Linked DNA regions of Homo sapiens: regions 1 and 3 are each linked to region 2. The links are chromatin loops, found by intact Hi-C in ENCODE. Cell type or tissue: IMR-90. All regions are shown on one strand.

Region 1 (5,000 bases), 96 kb before region 2:
CGAGGAACCCTGCGCAGAGCATGCCGGGGAGGATGGAGGATCCGTGCACGTCCGGGGCTGAGCAGCGCTCCAGGGAGAGGAACGGTACCTGCGCCTCCTGCAGGAAGCTGGCATATTCCTCCGCCCCTGCGAACACAGAGCGCCTTCTTCACACCCCATCTGACAACGCTTGCCGCCCGGACGATGGACAAAGCTGCTCCAGGCGCTTGTAAACCCACTCATGCCCTTCCTCTCTCGCAGCAAGCCCGAAGGGGAGGAGGTGCCATTAATTCAATTTCATAGGCAAGGAGGCTGAGGTCCAGAGAAAAGCCAGGATTTGAATGGGCGGAGCGGAAACAGAAACCCCTCCCCCACCACCCATCCAGAGTCGCAGAACCTGGCTCCCACACTAGCCCGGAGCGCGGGGCCAGCGTCCTAGTTGGCCTTTGCAGCCCGGCGCCCAGAGGGAACCAAGAGCAAGTTCGATTCTCCCTGTATCCCCAGGAGATTTGGGGATCCCAGCAGTGAATCCCAGGCCCTGGGATTCTACCTGGGATTCACCTACACATTCTCACAACCCATCAGGTCAGCGCCACCCATTCTGTAGGCACCCGGAACGATACCAAAGTCGCGGGCTTCTTCCGCCTAACCCAGTGATCAAAGGTCTCCTCCCCTACCCCTGCCCCTAGCAGTTGTGCCTACCCTCGAACTGGTGGCCCCAGCCGGCCACCTGGCAGAGCGTGGTCTCGGAGGGTCGCGCGGCGCCGCTTGGCAGGCACACCGGCTGAACGTAAGGCGACAGGAGCGCGCAGCTGCCGTCCGCATCCTCCTGAAGGCGCAACAGAGCTAACCCGGGCGGAGAGGAGCGTGAGGCGGGGACGCCGGGGCCCCAAGCTCTCTTCCCGTCCCCGCGGGGCGCCCCCACGCACCCAGGTCGTGCTGGTAGCTGACGGGCGAGAAGGCCTCGTGCAAGCGGTAGGAGCGCACGGCCAACGTCTGGCACGGCTCACAGCTGTGGTTACGGCGTTCCTGGCCGAGCACCACCGTCAGATCCTCGGGTGCGGGCCTGCGGGGGGGGTAGGGGAGAGGCAGCGCTCTCAGACCTGGCCACAAGCGTTCTGGGGAAGCCCCCTGCTCCCGAACCCCAATCCCGTGTTCCAGCTTCCTCCCCGGGAGCTCCGGAGGGGCGTGGAAAGAAGGGTGGGGCGGGAGAAGGTAGGGCACGGGTTCGGGTGCAGCGTGGAAGCTGCGCTGGGAGACGGAGGAGCCGCGGCCCCTGGGGCGGCTCTGGGCGGGCGGGTACTCGCCGGTCCTGCAGGCAGTGAGCGGCCGTCAGCACCCAGCAGGGGGCGATGAGGCTGCCGGCGCAGAAACTGTGGCCCCAGTACAGCGCGGCGATGTAGGGGTGCGCCCCGCGTAGCGCCACCAGCCCGCCAACGACGCGGGTCATCGAAGACAGACTCTTGCGGAGCCGCTGCCCGCAGCTCAGTGGGCCGTTCCTGGTCAGGGAAGGCGGCTGCTCCCGCTTCGCCGGCAAGGCTGTGGAGGAGCAGGGGCTGAGGACGGAGAGCCCGCGGCCGGCTGGCCGGAATCTAGCTCGCCCGGCGCCCTCTCGGCTCCTCCTTCCCCCCCCCACTTCCTAACCTCCCGGGGTCTGGGACTGAGGCGGGGTCCGGGTCGTGGGCTGAGGCTTCGGCGGTGCCGGCTGCGCGGGCATGAGTGGGACATGAAGCCTAGGGGACACCGGGGTCGGAGGCGCCGCCTGGGTTGGGGTCTGGCACTGTGCCAGGTCGCAGTACTCCCAGCTCAGCCGGTCGCGGTTCAGCACGAAGCACCACGGGCGGATGTCGTTGTCCGGGTTCCTGTAGCCACACGACGGGGCGCCGTTAGAGCGCCGGGAGCCCGGAGCCCTGGGGCGGAGGGGTCACCCAGCCCCACGCGGCGCACCGGCAGAAGGCGTGGCCGCCCAGTCCCCAGTTCCGCGCTTGCTCGGCAGTCACGTTCCGGTAGGTGGCCTCCGAGGCCCACGGCTGACAGGGCGCACCCGAGAGCGTGGTCCTGGCCAGGCCGCGGTAGCTGAGCCCGCGGCCATCATAGCAGCTTGCCTTGGTGTCTGAGGAGAAAGGGGGCTCCCTGGGCAGCCAAGGCTGGGCTCTCCTGCCTCCCTCTCATCTGCTTTCCGCACTCTCCCTCCTCCTTCCTGGCAAGCCCGTCCCACCTGGGGGCTGGCCTTCTGCTTGCCCCAGACCCTCACTCACCCACGTCGCAGAAGGCTCCGGTGTAGCCCACCGGGCAGTGGCACAGGCGGTGGCCCTCCACCTCTAGGCAGCGACCCCCATGGAGGCACGGGTTGGTGCGGCAGGCTTGGGGAGGGAACGCAGTGAGCCACCCCTGGGCCTAAAGACCCCCCCAGAGAGCTCTCCTTCCTGGCACACCACCCGGCCTCCTGCCAGCCTGTCTTCCTGACGCTCCTCCCTGGCCCGTTCCCAACCATCTGCTCACCCTGGCTGGCCAGCCGCTGGCAGTGGGCATCAGGACCCTTGCACTGGCATCTGGCCACAGCTGCTTGCTCAGTTCTATACCATATCTCATTCTTGTGGAAAAACCGGAGAAGCTGAGGCTCAAAGCACTTCTCTGGGGACAAAGAGGGATAGTGGTCTCAGGAGAGTCTAGGACCATGCCAAGTCTCCGAGTATCCAGCAACCTATTCTGTAGGCCCAGGGTTGCCCCTGTCCCCCAGCACCCCGCCCAGGTCCTCCACATCTCCTCACCTTTCTGGCAGTGGTTTCCAGTGAGGTGTTGTGGACAGAGACAGTGGGGGCCGCTTGGCATGTTCACACAGGTCCCTCCTTTCTGGCAGGGGCTGTGTTTGCTGCAGTGGTCTGAGAGATGGACATGGTGGAAGGAAGAGCAGGGAGCTGAGTCACACAGCTGGGGGCCAAGGCCCTTCTTGAACCTACTTGCCTTGTGACCTTGCTACTCCAAGTTTCCAAGCTTGGTTTACCCACCTGCAAAATGGGACCACTCCTTCCCAGAACTCTCCCTCTGGACTTCCAAAGGGTATTGTGGAGGGAGAGAAGGGGCTGGGTCCAGAATCCCAGGTGTGTGGGGTCTGGTGATACCAGGAGAGTAATGAGGCGGGAGGAGAGAGCCCCAGGCCACCCCAGAGGCTGTGTGTAGCACCTTTCACTTTCTTGGGCTCCAAACAGTATCCCCATCGCTGGTCCTGATCAAAGTTGGGGGTGGTAGCACACCTGTAGAAAGAGACAAGGCTTCCCTGCTCTACCCAGGGGCCTGGCCCACCCTGCCCTATCACAGTCCCCTCTCTCCAAGCAGAGTTCCTTGGACAGAAGGACAGGCAGGGTACATGTCTCCCAGGCCCCTGCTCCAACTCCTCTGCGTAGTCTTACCAGGGCTGAGGGCCTGGCCGGCCCTTGTGGGTACATTTGTGGTACAGCTGCCGGTGGTACTGGAAGGGGAAGTGGCAGGGCTCCCCGGTGACAGTGAGAACTGCAGGGACAACACACTCTCTGAGGACTTCCCCTGTACTCAACTGCTCAGGCACTGTCCCTCAGGGTCTGGTCAGGAAAAGGACAGACCCTCAAAAAGGTCGCTGTGCATTGAAAACACTTTCTGCTCTAAAAGTTGGGTTCAGGGCCGGGCGCGGTGGCTCAAGCCTGTAATCCCAGCACTTTGGGAGGCCAAGGCGGGCAGATCACGAGGTCAGGAGATCAAGACCATCCTGGCTAATACAGTGAAACCCCCTCTCTACTAAAAATACAAAAAAATTAGCTGGGGGTGGTGGCAGGTGCCTGTAGTCCCAGCTACTCGGGAGGCCGAGGCAGGAGAATGGTGTGAACCCGGGAGGCGGAGCTTGCAGTGAGCCGAGATCGCGCCACTGCACTCCAGCCTGGGTGACAGAGTGAGACTCCATCTTAAAGAAAAAAAAAAAAACTTGGGTTCAGGAGTCAGATAGCTGGAGTAGACTCCTGACTCCACAACCTGCTAGCTGTGTGACCTTGGGTAAGTCTTCAGTCCCAAGGCCAGGAAGAGCACTTGCCACAAAGTAGGCACTTAATAATACTTGTTGAATGTTGAAGTCACTGTTAACCACTCTGATCTGAGCCTTGGTTTCCTTATCTGTAAAACGGCAGTAATAATAGTACAGTTGATCCTCATTCTTCTCTGGTTCTACATTGAGAATGTGCCTACTTGCTGAATTTTATTTGTAACTCCCAAGTCAATACTTGAAATGTTTTCATGGCCATTTGTGGGCATGCACAGAGCAGTGAAAAATTTGCACATTCCCAGTTAAGGTTCAACAAGGCGTCACGCTGCTGCTGCTTGTTTCAGCTCTCCTATTGAATGAGTGTCCTTCTCAGTCTACTTAGTGCAACGTTTTTCACACTTTGTGCTTTTGCTGGGGATTTGGCTTTTGGAAATGGCCTCTGAGCCTCCTGCTGAAGAGCTGTGTAGTTCCTAAGCACAAGAAGGCTACCTTAGGGAGAAAGCGTGTGTTAGACACTTGATTCAGGTGTGTGCTATAGTGCCATCAGCTTAGCATTGATGAATCAGCAACACATATACTAAATAAAATGTCTTTAAACAGAATCATACATAAAACCAGATTATATGCTGTTGGTTGATGAAAATGTTGTGACCAGAGGCTCACAGGAACCTAATACTGTTTGCTAGTTCAATGTTCACTGTGATTTTATAGAACATAACCATCGCGAATAATGAGAATTGCCTGTGTCTTCTTCAGAGGAATTGTCGTGGGGCTTCATGAGATAATGCCATGAAATGCTGAGCAGTGTCTGGCACAAAGTACCTGCTCAATAAGCTTTTGCCACTATTTTGTTCAAGGCAAAGTGCACTTGCCAAGGACCAAACCAGAACTAGGACAGTAAATGGAAATGGATCTGAGATGGACCTTTAAGATGCAAATGGGGGCCAGGCGCGGTGGCTCACGCCTGTAATCCCAGCACTTTGGGAGGCTAAGGTGGGCGGACCACCTGAGG
Region 2 (5,000 bases):
CGCGAAACACCCTTTTTCCCTGGCTTCACAGCTTCCCCCTGCCCCACTGGCCCCTCCTTCCCATCCTCCTCTGCCTCTGGCCTTGGCCATCTGATGTCGCCTCTCTTTATGCTCACCCCCTGAGACCCCGTACTGTCCTGTGGCTTTCAACACCACCTATATGCAAAGGCATCCCATGTTTCATGGCCAGCCTGACCTCTCCCCAGGAACTCTAACTCCATTATCCAAAACCCTGCCTAGATGTTTACTAGATCAGGGGTCCCCAACTCCCCGTTTGTGGCCTGTTAGGAACTGGGCTGCACAGCAGAAGGTGAGCAGCGGCAAGCCAGAGAAGCTGAGTGCAGCGGCAGCATTAGACTCCCATAGGAGCGTGAACCCTATTGTGAACTGTGCATGCGAGGGATCTAGGTTGCTCATTCCTTATGAGAATCTAATGATAAATGGGCCGGGTGCAGTGGTTCACGCCTGTAACCCCAGCACTTTGGGAGGTTGAGGCGGGGGAGGATCACTTGAGGTCAGGAGTTCGAGACCATCCTGGCCAATATGGTGAAACCCCGTCTCTACTAAAAATACAAAAATTAGCTGGGCGTGGTGGCGCATATGCCTATAATCCCAGCTACTTGAGAGGCTGAGGCAGGAGAATGACTTGAACCTGGGCAGCAGAGGTTGTAGTGAGCCAAGATGGCTCCACTGCACTCCAGTGTGGGTGACAGAGCGAGACTCTATCTCAAAAAAAAAAAAAAAAAAAGAGTCTAATGATAAATGTACTGCACTCGAACCACCCTGAAACCATCCCCACCCCACCCCCAGTCTGTGGAAAAATTGTCTTCCATGAAAGCGGTCCCTTCTGCCAAAAAGGTTGGGGAACCACTGTACTAGGTATCTCAGACCATCATGGCCCAATTCAAACTTGTGCCTTTCCCACCTTCCTAACTCCTTCCTCACTTCAAGAAGTGCCACCAACATTTATCCAACTGGTTCAGCAGAAACGATGAAGTTATCCTTTCTCTTCTGTCCTCCCCCAGATTCTGCAAATTCCACCTTCAACATGTTCACATCTAACCGCTGCTGCCACCATTGTCCCAGCCACTGCCATTTTGTGCCTGCGCCCCTGTAACGGTCTCCTAACGGGCATCCCTGCTTTCACCCTTGCCCCTTCCAGAGTCTTCACGAAGCAGCCAAAGTGATATTTTTAAAGCCAGAATCACAGCACCATGTCACTCTCAGCTTTTAGCATTCCAGTGGGCTCATATTGCACTCAAAATAAAACTGAAGTCCTTAAGACCTACAGAATATGAATAAACTGGGTCTGACTCCTACCACTCGCTCCCTCCACTCCAGCCACCCTGACCTCCTCACTCACATTTCCTCCAGCAGGCCAAGCATATTTCTGCCTCAGGGCCTCTCCACTTGCCAGTTCCCCTGCTTGAAACACTTTTCTTTTTTTTTCTTTTTTCTTTTCTTTTTTTTTTTTGAGACGGAGTCTCGCTCTGTCATCCAGGCTGGAGTGCAGTGGTGTGATCTCGGCTTGCTGCAACCTCTGCCTCCCACGTTCAAGTGATTCTCCTGCCTCAACCTCCCGAGTAGCTGGGACTACAGGCATGAACCACCATGCCCGGATAATTTTTATATGTTTAGTAGAGATGGGGTTTCTCCATGTTGGTCAGGCTGCTCTCAAACTCCTGACCTCCAGCGATCCACCTGCCTTGGCCTCCCAAAGTGCTGGGATTACAGGCGTGAGCCACCATGCCCGGTGCCCGGCCCTTGAAACACTTCTCCAGATATCTCAGCAACAGGTTTCCAACTTTATTTAGGTCTCTGCTCAGATGTGGCCTCCTCCCAGGGCCTTTCCTGATCACAGCTGAAACAGCAATCCCTGGATGCCTCACCCGCATCACACACTAGGCCCTCCCTCTGCTTTATTTTTCCCCATAGCATCTCCATCATCTCACATTCTGTATGAAATGTTTGTTTATTTAAGAATCCCACAGCACCAGAGACATCTGGATGTGGAAAAGGCATCTCCAGATTCCATGTGTGGAGGGAGATGGGGGAATGGGGACTCTCTGCGGTGCTCTTTCCAGGGTGTGTTCTTTGTTAGGACAATGAAGACACACAGCTAATGTGTCTTATCTAACATTTCCCCAGGGCCAGCACACAGTGGATGTGAATGAACACACGAAGAAAGGAAGGATTGACAAAGTGAAACAGCAAATGAGCAAAGGAAGAGGCGGCAGCCTGGGGGTCCTGGCAGTCCTCCAGCAGAGAGGACCCCAGGCTCCCATTCCTTGGGCTGGTGCAAGGCTCTGGTCTGTGTCCCCTGGGGAGCCTCCCAGCACAGGCAGCCCCTGCGTAGCAACTGGACCTGGACAAGGACCCAGCGCCCTCTGGTGGCCGAGACTCCTGAGGCTCCAGGCCAGGCCTCTAGCGTCCTGGTGGTTTCCAAGGACTTTCTTTCCCACAGTCCCCTTGGAATATCACAGAAATCCCTAGGAAACAAAGCAGCTCAGATTTGTAATGAAGGAAAGGATGCCATGCTGGGTCCCCAGAGTCCTGGGTTCTGGTTCTAGCCATGCCCCTGACTCTCTGGGTGACCTTCAGCGTGTCCTGGGATTTGAGCTGCCAAGGGCTGGGCTTGGGCTTGCCACTGTAGGGAGTGGGGGTGCCTGCAGCAGCACCTCGACTGCCCGCCTCTTGGCCTCAGCTTGCTCTAAGACCTTACCCATCAGGAAGTGCTTGCATGAATAAGTGAGCCAAAATCTTCCTCCCTATGGCTCTAGCATCCCTCCAGGCTTTGCATTCTGTGTCCACACACATCCTGGAAGAACACCAGAGTCTCCATTCCCCCAACCCCCTTTCACCCATGGGATCTGGAGATGTCTTTTCCACATCCAGATGTCTCGTGTGCAGTGGGATTCCTAAATCTGGAGCTCAGGGGGAGGTGTGCACTGAAGACAGACCTTCGGGGTCATTAGCACCTAGAGGGTCTGTGACACCTGGAGAATGACTGGCTTGCTGAGGCCAGTGGTTCCCAGCCTAGGCTGCATACTACAATCATCCGGAAATCCAGTGAGCGTGGATGCCCAGAACCCACCTACCAGACTGATGAAATCAGAGCCCCTGCGTGTGGGCCCAGGCATGGGCATTTGATTTTTAAAATTTTTTATTTTCTTGGTAGATCACTCACAGAACATGCATGGACATTTTTACAGGCTTTCAGGAGATTCTTTGTGTAGCAGGGTTGAGCTACACTACATCTGAGCCTAGGACCCTGGGAAGAACTCAGAGAAGGCAGCAGTAGAGGCTGGGAAGGAGATTGTTATGAGGTAGGAGGAATAGCAAGTAACGGGGGTGTTTCAAGAACCAGAGCCGAGTGCTGCTGAGAAGTCAAAGTCCTTGTTGCTTTTGTTTTGGAGAATAAGGTTGGTGACTCTAATAAAAGCCACATAATGGCATCATGGGGATGAAGGAGAGTTAATTGAGGGGAGAATGGGGGTGAGAAAGTGGAAATGAAAGTAATCAACAACTCTTTTGAACAGTTTTTGCTGTGAAGAGGAACAGAGAAACAGAGGTGGCCGAAGAGGAATGTGAGGTCAAGGGAAGGTTTAAAATGTGAAATTACAGAGCATGTTTGCGTGTGGCTGGAAAAGCTGCTGGTAGGATGAATGGGCGCAGGAGAGAGTGGGGACAGCTCAATTTTCCAAGCTCTGAGGTGAAAGGAGCCGGGATCAGAGCACAGCTGGGGACAGACACTGTTTCTACTGTAGGGGTAGGAAGAAGACAGATGGATGCCAGTACACTTGCAGATACGGTGGGAGAGCCCGACCTGTTTCCCCAATATGCCTGTGAGGAGACATTGGGTGGGGATAGACAGGAGGTTCTGGGGAGGAGAAAAGCTGCCCTACTAGGGAACAGGGTCTCTTGTGGCAGGGAGTGCCTGCCTTGCACTGTTAAGAAGGATGCAGGCAGTCTGCTTAAATGGATTTCTCTGGCTGTGGGCAGCTGTGTGCAGGCACTGAGGAGGTCTGGGCTCGCCCAAGGCCGGGGACTTTGCCAGACCAGTAAGATGAAACGAGAGAGAACAGGGGGAAGGGACTATGGAGAACAAAGAGGGGATGGTGGGCAGAGGCCTCGAAGAGCCAGAAAAGGGTCCCTGCAGGTCGACATGCCTAGGCAGGGGCGGTACTGGCCGCACTAAAGGAAGTGAGCTGGAAGGAGGTGGCGGCCAGAGGATGAGGCTTGGACAGGAGAGAGCAAAAATTGTGTGTCCGTCATGAAAATGAGGTTCAGGATGTGCCAAGGGTGTGTGCAGCTGAGGTGGAGTTGCGGTGAGGGGCTGGGCAGTCAGAGCCCTGGAGGCATGACGCTTGCGTGCGTGGCTGGCTCCTAGGATGGCGCCAGGAGCAGGAGCAGAGGAGGGAACGCAGCATGGAAGTCTTCAGGAAACTTCTCTCCCCCTGGAATGTCGGCTCCCGGAGAACAGGACCAAGGCTGTCCTGAACACGGCTGTGTCCCCCAGCGCCTGGCACTGAGTAGGCACGCAGCAAACTCTCATCAAGGATTATGCCTGATACGTCATCGGTTCTCTCTCCTTTACAGATGAGGAGACTGACGCCTGGGGTTCCCAGAAGTATCTGCAAATTGTTGGAGTTTCAGCAGGGAACAAGTGTTTTGGACGAGGGTGTCTCTGAAATCCCTTCCACCTGCACCCCGCCCCCACTGCCTCCTCCCAGCTCGGGCCTCCGGGTCTCCAGTTGGGCCCTCATGTTGCTCCTTCCTGAGTCTGACAAGTAAGCCTCACAGCTCCCTCCGCCTGCCTCTTCGTGTCACTCGGCCGTGCAGAGCAACATGGAGTCCTAATGATTTCCATCCCGTCTGTCTGCTGCAGTGGGTTTGAGCCCACGGGTGGCAGGTAAGGCCCAGGTCACCTGTGCCCCTGGAACCGGCACAGGGTGCTTGTGTTGGCCGCAATGAACGTGGGCAGGGGCGTGTGCCGTGAG
Region 3 (5,000 bases), 180 kb before region 2:
TGGCCTTCAGGACAAAGTTTGAGCTGGGCAGGGGACATGCCATGGCCTTGCCCACCTCCCTGCCTCTGCCATCTCTGCTCAATGTCACTTGCTCCAGGAGGTTCCCAGGCCTCCCTCCTTCAGCGCATTCTCCCAAGTAGCAGTGGGCCCTGCATCTCTCAGGGTCAGCCTCTTCCTGCAGACTACGACCTCAGCGACAGAGCAAACCAATGCCGAACAGGGGCTTGGCCAAGCCATAGGCAAGGGGTAGGGAAGGGCTGGTGGGCCTGTGTCTCCATGCCCATAGGATGTCAGAAGAAGCAGTCAGCAGACCCCCACACAGAGGCCACCTCTGGAACGCACCCCCCCCCCCCGCCAACCCCAGCTGTTGTGGCAGTGCAGCATAATGATCAGGAGTTGGGTGCCAGCCGGTCCCTCGCTTGGTGTCACAGGGGCTAAGCCAAGAGGCCAGCCCTGGCTAGACAGGTCTCAGAAGTGCCTGGCAGCCCCTGCTATCCGGGGAGGAACACTGCAAACAGGCCTCTGTAGGCTCAGTAGTATGGCCATTTTTTTTTTTTTTTTTTTTGAGGTGGGGTCTTCTGCTGTCACCCAGCTGGAGTGCAGTGACACAATGAGGGCTCATTGCAGCCTTGACCTGCTGGGCTCAAGCAATTCTCCCGCCTCAGCCTCCCAAGTAGCTGGGACCACAGCTGCATGCCACCATGCCTAATTTTTTTATTTTTTGTAGAGATGGGGTTTCACCATGTTGGCCAAGCTGGTCTTGAACTCCTGACCTCAGGTGATTTGCCCCCCTCAGTCTCCCAAAGTGTTGGGATTACTGGCTTGAGCCACCGCACCCGGCCTGATTTGCATTTTTTCTAAGTCAGCTGAAAGTCTTATTTTTCCACTGGATATAATGTATTGTTATCCTCTATCTGCTTTTAATATTTTCTCTTCACCTTTGGTTTTCAACTGTTGGCTGTGACACGCCTGGGTGTGGTTTTCTTGGTGCTTGCCTTGCCTGGGGTGTCTTGAGCTTCTGCAAAAGTTTTCAGTTCTTATCTCTTCAAATATTTTTCCTGTCTTATTCTACCCATACTTCCCTACTCTAACCCCAATTTCATGTATGTTGCCCAACTTGGTAATATATGAAGGGTCTTACTTTGTTGCCCAGGCTGGAGTGCAGTGGTATGAACACAGCTCACTACAGCCTTGACCTCGCAGGCTCAGGTGATCCTCCTGCCTCAGCCTCCTGAGTAGCTAGGATTACAGGTGTGCAACACCACGCCCAGCTAATTTTTTGTATTTTTTGTAGAGACAGGATTTTGCCATTGTTGCCCAGGCTGGTCTCAAACTCTTGAGCTCAAGCAATCCGTCTGCCTCGGCCTCCCAAAGTGCTAGGATTACAGGCATGAGCCACCTTGCCTGGCTTTTCCTATTTCAGTCAACAAATGTTTCACTTGCCTATTCCAATTCTTCATCAAACCATCACTCTGGGGAGGATGTCTCCGCCACTGTTGGACACTATGTGCTGTAAAATGTGTTCCTTGGTCTGAAGAAATGTGACCTGGCAGAGTCCAAATTGGTACCTTTTTTTTTTTTTTTTTGAGATGAAGTCTCGCTCTTGTCCCCCAGGCTGGAGGGCAATGGATGGCGCGGTCTCGGCTCACTGCAACCTCCACCTCCTGGGTTCAAGCGATTCCCTTGCCTCAGCCTCCCAAGTAGCTGAGATTACAGGCACCTGCCACCATGCCCGGCTAATTTTTATATTTTTAGTAGAGACAGGGTTTCACCATGTTGGCCAGGCTGGTCTCGCACTCCTGACCTCAGGTGATCTGCCCACCTCGGCCTCCTAAAATGCTGGGATTACAGGCGTGAGCCACTGCGCTCAGCTGAGTTCCAGTCCTTTTACTGTGCTGTGAGCATTTGCATCTACCACAGGGAAGCTGAGCCCAGTGTGCAGAGTGACTGTTCCTGCCACGACTTACACTTCCTGGGGCTACAGGCTTCAGTGTGACTTGCCTATCAAGCCTCTCGTTGACAGACAGAACAGTTACTGGTGTTTTGTGCCTCAGAGGGTGCAAGGGGAACATGTCTAGACTCAGTCCATCCCTGCACTGTGGCAACCCCGTATGTCCCTCATATCATGAGGCCTCCTTAAGTGAGCACACCAGAATATCCACTGACTGAATCCAATCACCCCCTGATCCTGGAATGGGGTTCTTCTGATGAACATCAAACGTCCTACTTTAATGTACCCCTCCGACTCCCATAATGATGTCCACAGGCCCATGTGGACCTATTAGTGGGATCACTAATAGGCCAGTTTTCCATTGCCCTTCTGCTGACTGTGCGGGCAGGTTGGCCACTGCCCGTGAGATGTAGCACAAACACCAGTCAATTCAACCTGCTGAGGTGATTTGTTTTTACCTTCTTTGATGGTCTTCCAGATAGGAAGCTGTCCTGTCACCTTGAAAGCCGCCTGTCATCCATAAACCAGGCGGCTCTTGTTGGTCAATAGAGAGCTGTTCATAGGGCACTCACTGCCCATGTGGCCCGTGAAACTCCTTAGGTGGCTCTGAAGTTGCCTGTGGGGGAAGAGGCACCCACTTGGGACGGCCTTCTTGCATTCCCCAGATAGCATGTTTCCAGAAAAATCATTTCCAAATGATGATGGACCCTTCTGGGCACTGCCCTCCTATCAGAGTATTTCCCCAACATCACCCAAGAAATTATAAGTATTTCAGGTTTCAAGGTTATTTTATGTCCTTAAGTCATAGGGGCAATTGGACTTTAATTAAATCCAATAGCAAGTTAGTCAAATGGAAATTTCCTGGTCCAAAATCCCAGTGGTTGCCACTAGGTGGCACTCCGGCTTTTGCCCTCAGGTCCAGTCTGCTCCTCAGCGGGGCTACGGTACAACAAATGAACAACTTGCACAGGCTTGGGCAATCTTACTGGTTTCCATCAAGTACATCCAATCAATATTGGCAGGTGGGGAGATTCACATGCCTTCCGCTTTAGCATGCTAGGTAAGAGAAACACCTCAGCCAGACCCAATATCCACCCCCATAGTACATTCAGGTAAAGGAGCTGCAGTCGCTTTGCATAAAGCCTGCTCAACCCTCACCGTTTCCATTCCATCAGGTATCACATTCCCATATTCTCCCAGTCGAACTCTCGCTCCCATTGGGACTTCACAAATAGATTTTGGAATCACAGAGCTTGGGTTCCACAAAAAGGTGTCCCAGTAAAGTCTCTCCTGCAGCCCCTGACCATTTCACCGGCTCATGTCCACATGGCCTTGGGTCCGCAGTGGGTGTCAGTCATTATCTTGATTAGATTGTGGCACAATTGCCCCAGGTGACTACCTATCAGCTTTCTCCTTGTCATCTTTCCCTCTGGCCTTTTTTTTTTTTCCTGGAGACGGAGTCTCACTCTGTCGCCCAGGCTGGAGCGCAATGGCGCGATCTCAGCTTACTGCAACCTCTGCCTCCTGGGTTCAAGCGATTCTCCTGCCTCAGCCTCCTGAGTAGCTGGGATTACAGGCACCCGCCACCATGCCTGGCTAGTTTGTCTGTTTGTTTGTTTGTTTGCTTTTTAGACAGAGTTTTGCTCTTGTTGCCCAGGCTGGAGTGCAATGGTGTGATCTCAGCTCACTGCAACCTCTGCCTCCTGGGTTCAAGCGGTTCTCCTGCCTCAGCCTCCCAAGTAACTGGGACTACAGGCACGTGCCACCACACCCGGCTAACTTTTTGTATTTTTAGTAGAGACAGGGTTTCACCGTGTTAGCCAGGATGATCTCGATCTCCTGACCTCATGATCCGCCCGCCTCAGCCTCCCAAAGTGCTGGGATTACAGGCGTGTGCCCCCACGCCTGACCATTTTTTTGTATTTTTGGTAGAGATGGGGTTTCACCATGTTGGTCAGCCTGGTCTCGAACTCCTGACCTCAGGTGATCCTCCCAAAGTGCTGGGATTACAGGCCGGCCTCCCTCTAACATTTTAAAATCTTCCAAACTAAGGTGAGTAAATCAGATTTGTTTAGGGCCCTTCAATAGTGGGGGACCAGCAGAAGCTCCCATCTGTCCACCCAAGGACTTCCAAGGGTGTTGGAGATGACCTTTGTTTTGACCCCATCAATGCCTACTTTATTCAGTCCATTTCATTAAGAACCCTTTAAAGATTCCATCCTGCTGGGATGAGTATCTTGACTCTTCCCTTTGTTTTCCCCACTCTCTTGTGAATCATTCTAACCATCTTCACTGTTGTTTCAGCATAATTTTCCCCCTCAAAAGTGGCCCTGGGAATAGCTGTAGCTCAGACCAGCCACAATCCAAGCTTGGCCCAATCTCAGGATCTGCCCTATCACCATCTTTTGCCTTCATTGTTGCTACAGAGAACAATAGGATGGTATATTTAGCTTGTTTCTAGTTACTTTGCATTTCCTTATACGTCCAGTGAACTAACTCCTTGGGAGTTGCATCCATCATTTCTAAAATTCATTATTAATTTTTGCCTCCACTAACTGATCACAGCACAGCTGCATTTCCATACCACAGTGAACTCATGGCCCTCCAGGAATCAAAGGTTCATCATACTCCATCCTCTCATCCAATTCCTAGAGATAGTAACTCACTCACTCACCTGCAAGCGTGCCGTGCCTTTCATATTCATACTAACCAATCCAGAGCCCATACCTTCCAACCACCTCCTTTACTGGGCTCTTACACGCTGCACCACTATCCCCCAGAGACTGGACAACTAGGGACATCCTACCCCAAACCCATTGAAATTATTCAAGCTAGGCAATCCTAGACCTGCTCACTCTGCCTCTCAGGTTCCTTCCTAAGCAAACCACAATAAAGGCTCTTGCCCCACAGTTCCCCTCCCTCCCTCTGCCCCCGACCAACACTGGTGCTTCCCCGTGTGGCCCGTGTTAGTGTGCGGTGCCGCCTGTTTCTAGGGAACTGTGAGTATAAGCTTCTTCCCACCATGGCAGTCATTTCTGTGTCTGTTACA

Evidence for each region. Hi-C counts contacts between places; a loop is a spot of excess contacts. Peaks named below come from ENCODE experiments on the same cell type or tissue, not always from the same donor. Only the 100,000 strongest peaks of a DNase experiment are listed, where the experiment ranks them.
Region 1: it touches region 2 in a loop (14-fold over the local background); 97 of 110 quality-filtered maps call a loop at or near these places.
Region 3: a loop joins it to region 2, with 12 times the contacts of the local background. A loop is called at or near these places in 42 of 110 quality-filtered maps.

The regions. Positions count from the first base shown.
Region 1 is chr5:177,402,573-177,407,572 of GRCh38, forward strand. It overlaps F12 (coagulation factor XII), which reads right to left. Exons shown (of 14, transcript NM_000505.4): 3 at 3,390-3,489; 4 at 3,163-3,233; 5 at 2,751-2,861; 6 at 2,482-2,613; 7 at 2,238-2,342; 8 at 1,927-2,092; 9 at 1,624-1,841; 10 at 1,287-1,518; 11 at 909-1,045; 12 at 682-825; 13 at 1-126. Among named protein-coding and RNA genes, the nearest start is that of PFN3, 4.4 kb to the left of the region's middle. RefSeq lists enhancers at 1-255, 1,112-1,969 and silencers at 1,255-1,304, 1,335-1,384, 1,735-2,064. In IMR-90, CTCF peaks have their summits at 110 (motif pointing left), 1,315 (motif pointing right) and 1,990; a DNase peak (open chromatin) is centred at 1,999; H3K4me3 peaks cover 1,412 bases; H3K27me3 peaks cover 1,466 bases.
Region 2 is chr5:177,498,759-177,503,758 of GRCh38, forward strand. It overlaps DOK3 (docking protein 3), which reads right to left. Exons shown (of 6, transcript NM_001308236.3): 6 at 3,146-5,000. Among named protein-coding and RNA genes, the nearest start is that of PDLIM7, 3.7 kb to the left of the region's middle. RefSeq lists enhancers at 1-459, 2,077-2,316, 3,097-3,146, 3,157-3,226, 3,247-3,296 and 2 more. In IMR-90, a CTCF peak has its summit at 2,390 (motif pointing left); DNase peaks (open chromatin) are centred at 1,933 and 2,363; H3K27ac peaks cover 301 bases.
Region 3 is chr5:177,315,222-177,320,221 of GRCh38, forward strand. No RefSeq gene overlaps it. Among named protein-coding and RNA genes, the nearest start is that of MXD3, 5.8 kb to the left of the region's middle. RefSeq lists enhancers at 2,707-3,001, 4,717-5,000 and a silencer at 2,707-3,001. In IMR-90, a CTCF peak has its summit at 2,837 (motif pointing right); a DNase peak (open chromatin) is centred at 2,860.